Linked DNA regions of Homo sapiens: region 2 is linked to region 1. A link is a loop called in an ENCODE intact Hi-C map of the cell type or tissue named here. Cell type or tissue: MCF 10A. All regions are shown on one strand.

Region 1 (4,000 bases):
AACATAAATGAATTTCATGTTTGGACTTCAGTCCCATCCCCAAGATATCTCATTATATATACGCAAATATTCCAAAATCTGAAAAAATCCAAAACACTTGTGGACCCAAGCATGTCGGATAAGGGATATTCCACCTGTAATACTGCTGGTGTCCTGGCTTGGGAGGATTTCTGGAGGTGGTGCACAGGAAGCATTTAGCAGAGGGTCTCATGCATGAGGAATGGGAGTTATTCTTCTTATGGAATCTGCTCTCTGGCTCTCGGGCCTCCCTGGAGCAGAGGCTGCCCAGTCTCTGTCTGCAGCCCCATCTTCCACTTCAGTGTGCTCCAGCTTCAGTGTGCTCCAGCGGACTCTGGGGCCCAGAGCTGCATCTCTTTGCCTGAAGCCTTTCTCTGTAGCCACAGAAGGTCATTCTGCCCTCAGGCAAGGCAGTCCAGGAGGAGAATTAATGAGAGAAGCAATCTTTGAATCCTGCACGGAAACACTGAAGCTTCTCCCACCCACAAGGTATGTGTGTTCTGCTGGCTTCCAGCTCCCTGTGGCATTAGGCTCCTGTTACCCACAGCCATGGCTGCTGTGATAACACACCCTGTACCGGCCACATCCCCTTTCCTGTCTCATTTCACTACTCCCCTAATGATGTTTTCCTTTACCTCCCAAGGAAGCAACATGTGCTTGTGTCCTTTCCCAGGGATTGCTTCTGGGGGTAACTCAAACTAAGGCATTGCCCACTACCCGCCACGTTCTCCCGATTTCTTCAGCATCTCAGGCTCCTCACTCAAGCTGACTTCAGATCTCATGTCTCCCTCCTCCTGCCCTTTTGGTGGTGGCCGCTGTGTGCCATGGCCAGATATCCAGTGGAGGCCCCTCATCACAGCTGTGGCAGATGTGAACTGCGTGTCCCTGCCTTAGGTGCAGCCTGCGTGGGGTTCCCCACCACGGTCTAAAGCCTCTGAGGTGCTCCCTGCATTCCTGCAGGTAGGCTGAGTTTCTTGAAGAAATGGGGAATGTGCTTCTTTCCCCCAGCTCCGTCATCTGGATTCTAAAGCAGCCCACTTGGACCCAGCCCAGACCAACCCTACAGTCTCCTGTGGTGCTAGCTGGCTCAATAATGTATCTTTATTTGCCCCATCCACCTCCCAAATAAATCACTGTGCTCAAATCTTTGCCTTGGGATCTGCTTTGGGGGCCCCCCAAACTAAGACAGCTAGAGTTTGAAGGGGTCTTGGTAGCAGAGTTTTGTGGGATTCTGCTCTTGGATCCTTTGCTGCTCAGAGGGCAACAAGGCCCCGGTTTTCGGTGGTAAGTGGGTGGTGATGACCCCTTGGCATGCATCGTGACTGTTAAGAATGTCTTCACTTGGTGAATAAGCTACTGCAGCTCCACCCAGTAAGCAGCCGGAATGCCAGGGTGGATGCGGGTCTTTGGTACACTGCTCTCTGATGCTGCGGCTAGGAATTCCCACCTACCACATTTCTGCCCTGCCAGTGGCTCCCAGTTAGGCTCTGGGGCGGGGGGCAACGGGAAGCTGGAGGAAAACTGGAGGCTAGAGAAGAAAGAAGGGACATGCTCCTTCTCATCTCCTCCCTTCCTCTGGTGTCAGGCTCATCCCAGCAATGATGCATCACCTTTGCACTCACAACACTTGGTTCCAATAGCAACAATTGGTTCCAGTTAATGGCTTTGCCCAAACCAGCTTCATGGCACCCCTCAGGGATACAAGCACCAGTTAGCTGGTGCCCTCTACTTAGACAAAACTCTTTCCTGTGTGCCCCCCAGTACTGGGATGAGAGCTGCATCCTGCCGTTACCATCTCTGTGATACCTCAGTGAGGGTGGCCAGCAGTCCTGCTCTGCCTGAGACTAAAGTTTTTCCCAGAGCACAGTGCTTTAAGTGCTAAAACTAGAACAGTCCTGGGCAAACTGGGATGGTTGTTCACCCTATCTCAATGTGCCCATTTAGACCTGTCTGGTTCCTCAATTCTTGGTATTAAATTCTCTCTGTAAAAATAACTAATGTGGTTTAAAACTCCTGGCTGGGCTGGAGCCTGGTTGATACAGGAAGAAGTGCAGGTGCTAGAGGACGCACCAGCTTGTGCAATAATATCACTAGCATTTGAGAGCTATGGTGGTGACAGCACATACAAGTGCGGTGGAGATGATTGTTAGGTGCATCAATGCCCTGAAGGGAGAAAATAGGCCAGGCTGAGTCAGCTAACAACCAAAGTAAGCACAGAATTAGAAGCCAGAAAATCTCTATGACAGCATGTAACAGCTAGAGCCAGTCCTAATGCACTGCCAAGATAGTGCCTTACAGCTTGCAAACAATAATGACCTCCTGTTAATGCCAAAACTGCCTTGGCAGCAAAAAGGGTAGAATGTCTAGCAAGGTAGGCATACAAAAATAGATTTATTATGTAAGACCAGAGAATCTACCAATTAACAAGGCTCTGTAACTGGATGGCACATCCTGCTGAAAATTAAGCTTATGATCTGATAAAAGAATAGCAAAGTCTGAATTTGTGGCTCCAGCAAATGTTCTGTGTCAAAGTCAAGGGGCTGATAAGGAGGAAGAGACCTGAGGACCTGAAATGAGGACTTTCAGGTAGATGTGCTTGAGAACCTTCAATCCTCAGATTCCCTGGAACTCTCTCGGCTTGCAGAAGTGGCCCACTTCCCTTGTAGAGAGAAAAAGCCTTCCCTTACCCCAAGACCATACAAAGCCCTCACTTGAGGCAGAGGCTTTCTGAGATGATGAGTACCCTTCTCAAGATTTCCTCCACCAGCCCTCACAGCTTCTAGACCAGGGGTCAGCAGACTTATTTTGTAAAGAGACAGCAAAAAATTTAGGCTTTGTGGTCTGTACAGTGTTTGCCATAATGATTCAACTCTTCCATTGTATCACAAAGGCAGCATAGACAATATGTAAATGAATGGGTATTTCAATAAAACTTTATTTACAAAAAACACACAATATTTGACACATGGGCCATAGTTTGCCAATCCCTGTTTAGGCCAATAATTGGTACATGCCTTGGAATGCCCGATGAGAGAATTACTGTCATCGTTTCAGAAAGGGATGTAACATCTAGCTAATGTGTACCAACATGACCCAGGAAGACATGTTTGGGGCTGAATTTTGAGAATGCTGGACTGAAGGAGAGTTTATGGATATGTGGGCTGTCTCCTGTGGCTCAGGATGTAGTGTCCTGGCAAGAACACCTAAGCCAGTCCTGATGCACTGCCAAGATAGTGCCTTACAGCTTGGAAACAATAATGACCTCTTGTTAATGCCAGAACTTTGCAGCAGAAAGGGTAGAGTGTCTAGCGAGGTAGGCATACAAAAATAGATTTACTATGTAAGACCAGAGAATCTGCCAATTAGCCAGCTCTGGGAGAGCCCAGAGGGTTTGCTCTCCATTAGCAATATAAGGAATACGTCAGTGAGGTGGCCATCAACATTGTTGAGAAACTTCCGGTGATTGACCTTTCTAGGCTGCTATGGGTCTGGGCTCCCTCTTAGTGTCATTGGGTATGATGGGATTCAAGAAGGGCACAGCACAGTTGGCAGCACTTACCCATCAAAGGCAAAGTAGACAAATGATTGTAACAGCAGCAAAGTTAGAAGGACAATCTGGGTTCTTATCTGCAGGAATCAGGGAGTAGTAACTAATAGACTGTGGTGTTCCTAGCAGTGAGACTGGAACATATTGTTTGAACTATGTAACTAAAGATCAAAAGCTGATGAGCAGAAGGCTGATGTCAGCTGCTGCAATGAAAAATCTTGATCCCTTGCCCAGTTTCCAGACCTGAGCCACTTATCAGACCCAGAGCCTGTATTGAAAGAGAGGCTGGGTACCCCTGAGAAATGACCTTGTATTGCCACATTAAGCATACACAGTAGTGATACCCCCTATCTATTACCAAAAAGATCTATGGACATTTCTTCTGAGGACTCAGATCTTTGAAGAGCTGTGGACACAAGATCTGAGCTAAAGCTG
Region 2 (4,000 bases), 200 kb after region 1:
AGTGGGGAGCCCAGATGTTGGAGCAGGCAGCCAGGATGATGGAGTGGGGAGCGAGGATGATGGAGCAGGGGAGCCGGGATGAGGGAGCAGGCAGCTGGGATGACGGAGCAGGGAGTGGGATGATGGAGCAGGGAGCGGGATGATGGAGCGGGGAGCCAAGATGATGGAGCAGGGAGCTGGGATGTTGGAGCAGACAGTTGGGATGATGGAGCAGGGGGCTGGGATGATGGAGCTGGGGGGCCCAATGATGGAACAAGAAGCCAGACTGATAGAACAGAGGAAATGATCTGAGAAACAACTTTGAAAGGTCACCTGCAGCCCCCTGATGCTTGCATTATGTTAAAATGTTTGAAAATTTAGAATCCTCATTTTAAGGCATTGATCTTTCCTTCAGAAAGCTGTCCTTGCTGTTAAACGGTGTCCGGAGAGTAAGGAGATGGTCAGCACTGAGCATTTAGTTTCTTCAGAGGAATGACAGTGGGGGTTACTCTGTTTTTACTTGGAGTATCTGGATTGTTCAGGACCAAGTAAAACTCTGTAAGAAAGGGTTGGAAATCCTGGTGGGCCTCTGTTAGCCCTTCCAATAGAAGGGGGCCGGAGGGGGCCCACTGTCTGTGTCCTTGGACCTGCATGCAAGCTGAAGGAAATGGTGCCTGCTGCACATGGAGGAGCTGGAGCCGTGGACAGGCCTGAGCTCATCTCCATCAGCACCCGGATGTTGGCGTACATGCCTGTGAAGGTGAGGGTCTGCACTTCCAGCAGCCCTCCCCCTTTGTATGTCACTTTGGACACCCGAGATTTCCCTGATTTGCCTGGAGCCTCTGTGTAATTTTTAATTTGATCCCCTGCGTCCCAGTGGACTGTGAGTGTCTTGAGGCCAGCACAGGCTTGGCCCCTCCCACAGCAGGGAGACAGTGGGGAGCCAGGCTAACATGGGCCCAGGGATGTATATTCTGGAAGGAGGGCAGGCTGGGGGACGGTCACGCCAATATCAGAGTGTGAAGTGGGGCTCCATGAGAGGTGAGTCCTCATCAGGAAGGGCCGAGGAGGGGACCTGTGGGCGAGGCCTGTTGACCAGAATGATCCAGTGTGGCAGAAGGCTGTCTGGGCTTGGAGAAGATCCTGTGCAGAGATCCTGGGGCCAGAATGAACTTGGCATGTCTGGGCAACCAAAGGAGGAGGGCAAGCTGGTGAATGGGACGTGAGGTCAGAGAGACAGCCGGGGGATGGTGAGCATTTAGGATCTGATTTTGTCTGCCCTGGCACTTCCTGTGTCTGGCTCAGCACCGAGACGTTGCTAGGTGAGGGAGATGAGGCTGAGACTGGTGGGCTCGGGGGAGAATGGCTGAGAGCCAGGGTTGTGGAGGGTCTGCCACATGGGGGACCATGCCTCACAGGTTCAAGGCATCCCTGGCCCCTGGCTCCCTCCTACTCTCCTTCAGCTGTTTGCCTGCTGGGTGACTCAGCTATGGGCTACCAAGTCATTTTGCCCTTTTCTGCTGGGATCTGCGTGCTGAGTCTCTGACTGGTAACATGCTGTGGTTTGGCAGCATGCTTGGGAGTTGACATCATTTCTGGGTGCAAGTCTGGCTTTTTCTCCCTGGTGCAGGGTGAACATGGGATTAGGGGAGACAAGAATGTCTGCTTTTTCGTCCAGACATGCTGCCTTGCTCTTGCAGCTGAACAGACCCCAGCTGTATTTGTAAGTTAAGCCCTTAAATCCTGTGCCCTAAAGGTGGAGGTGCCATTTCATCTCCGAGAAGTGGAGAAAGATTGTGCAGTGATGCTGAGGTACAGGAGAGAGCTGATGAGGAATAGAATGATCAGTTGTTTGTAAGCAATCTCCTCTCTTCTGGCTCTCTTTAGCAAAAGTTTTTATTATTAACTCTCCTTTCACCACTGCGGATGGCAGACATACCTGACGGCAAAACTGAAGCATACCCTGACAGTGACCCTGTGGGGCAGACACACCTGAATGTGTGTTTGGAGTTTTGAGCTAAGGAATCCGGGAGTGGCCAACCTGGAGATTCATTCCTTGTTTATGAGGAACATCTGAGCCCCTATCCTGTCCCGTGGAACACTGGGCATACAGATGAGCGAGGCCCTTTGTTTTGGGTTAAATGAAGGTTGCCCCGTGGAGGCTGTTAGAGGATGCTAGGTGGAAACTCTATTTATAAACCACAGGCTTCAAGCAGTTGCAGTTTTCCTGCCCAGTCCACTGCCACTGGGCCATCCCTGTGTACAGGTTTCCCACTCGTAAGCCCCTGTGTCTCATTTGCTGGCTCTGGGTCTCCTTCAGCTTCTTGGACCTGGTGCCGTCCCTGTAGGAGTTCATTAGGGGTCTGGCATGATCCAGTTCATCACTGGAAAATGGTTCTGAATGTAGGCGGTAATGTTTGTGATTGTCTAGGTTGAAGTCCGGGGCAGTCTACCTGTTTAGGCAAGATGCAGGATTAGGCATCTGAGGTTCTCTTATTCATTGCATTTTGGATCTTCTGGAGCTCCTCCTGGCTGGTTATTTTAATGCTCTATACCTTAGCCAACCACTTACAGAACTGTTTTGATAGGCCACTGACTTCTGGTGTAGACGTTGGGGGTGAAGGATGTTTGACAGATGGGACGGAGATGGATTTATGTTTGTGAAATGTTGGGGAAACCCGAGGCAATACCTGGAGCCCAGAAGAGTGGGCTCACCGTATGTCCACAGCTCTATCAGTGCCCCTAAGGTGATTGGAAACTGCTTGCTGACCTGCCTGGTTAAGGAACGAACTCGGGTTCCACCAGAAACGTGCTGAGAGATTTCCGTCCACCTTCATGGAATTCACAGAACAAATGACAAGATTTTAATCCAGGTCTTGGTATTCCTAGGGTGCCAGAGGTGAAACTGAGAAAATTTTGCTCTCAATTATTTGGCGAGTTTGTAGGTAGAGAATAATACGAGCTCCTGGAGGGCTGGAATCTGGAGGCATTTCAGCAAGGGTTTAGAAAGGGTGGGTGATGGTGACTAGGGATACAGCACGTTGCTCAGCTCTGGGCTGAGAGGTGGTTAGTTCAGCCTGACGACCCAGCAGAGCACCTCCTGGTCATTCTGCCGGCCCTTTATCTGGTGAGGTAGGGCAAGGAGGGAGTTGGAGTGAGGAAAAATGCCTAAGTCAAGGGAATAGAGGGAGGGCAAGATAAGAGATGGCCCTTGTGCGAGAACTGTCTGCATTGCTCACTCTTTGGAGATTGATGCTTTCTCCATTTTACAGTTTTTAGGGGGATGTTCTTACTGGCAAAGGAGGAAAACAGCTGTAAAGTGAGCAGTTTTTTTTTCCCCCGTGTGTTAAGGGAATTTATTTTCCTTTTCATTCTTTGTTCCTCCTTGGCTCACCCCTGCTCAGGACATAACTTTTGCAGAAATGAGGATTTTGCTGCAGCCTGAATCTCCTGGGTTGGATCTCTTAGAGCAATTAATAACTTGTTATTCATGTGTTCGGGGCACAGCCCTTTGTACTCAGTGGTGCGTCCGTCATGCTGTTTGTGCTATTGGGGACCACTAAGAGTGCTCTAGAAAGTTGGTGTGGGCAGTGCTGAGCTTTGGAGTCATGGAGTGGCTCAGGTGTCAGCCCTGCCACTTACCTGTGTGCCCTTAGACAAGTACCTTTCTATGTCTCTGTTACTCCTCTACGAGATGGAGTTTATCACAGGGTTTACTGCATGAAGCTGTCACAAGGGTTCAACAAGATGTTGCCTGGTGAGCACTTAACCCACACCAGGCACGTAGGGAGAAAGAGCTCAGTAGAGTGTGTGTGGGAGGGGTCTTCTTCCATCCCAGGGAGGGAGGTATTTCACCTGGGAAGGTCCTGGCTGGGAGCTGTCTTCTACCCCTTCTTTATGCAGCGGGCTCTAAGCCAGCATCTGGCACCGCCCTTTCCAAACCAGTGCACACTCTCCCCATAGGGAAGGGGCCTGGCCTGCTGGGGCATGCTTAGTTTCTGTATTTTAAGAGCTCCCTCAT

Evidence for each region. Peaks named below come from ENCODE experiments on the same cell type or tissue, not always from the same donor. Only the 100,000 strongest peaks of a DNase experiment are listed, where the experiment ranks them.
Region 2: it touches region 1 in a loop (8-fold over the local background); 2 of 110 quality-filtered maps call a loop at or near these places.

What each region holds. Positions count from the first base shown.
Region 1 is chr1:229,885,406-229,889,405 of GRCh38, forward strand. It overlaps LINC01682 (long intergenic non-protein coding RNA 1682), which reads right to left and starts at 413. Exons shown (of 2, transcript NR_146476.1): 1 at 135-413. In MCF 10A, no CTCF peak of the experiment used is centred here; a DNase peak (open chromatin) is centred at 2,186.
Region 2 is chr1:230,083,271-230,087,270 of GRCh38, forward strand. The region is part of intron 1 of GALNT2 (polypeptide N-acetylgalactosaminyltransferase 2); the gene reads left to right. Among named protein-coding and RNA genes, the nearest start is that of GALNT2, 18 kb to the left of the region's middle. RefSeq lists an enhancer at 993-1,534. In MCF 10A, no CTCF peak of the experiment used is centred here; DNase peaks (open chromatin) are centred at 1,171, 1,511 and 3,941.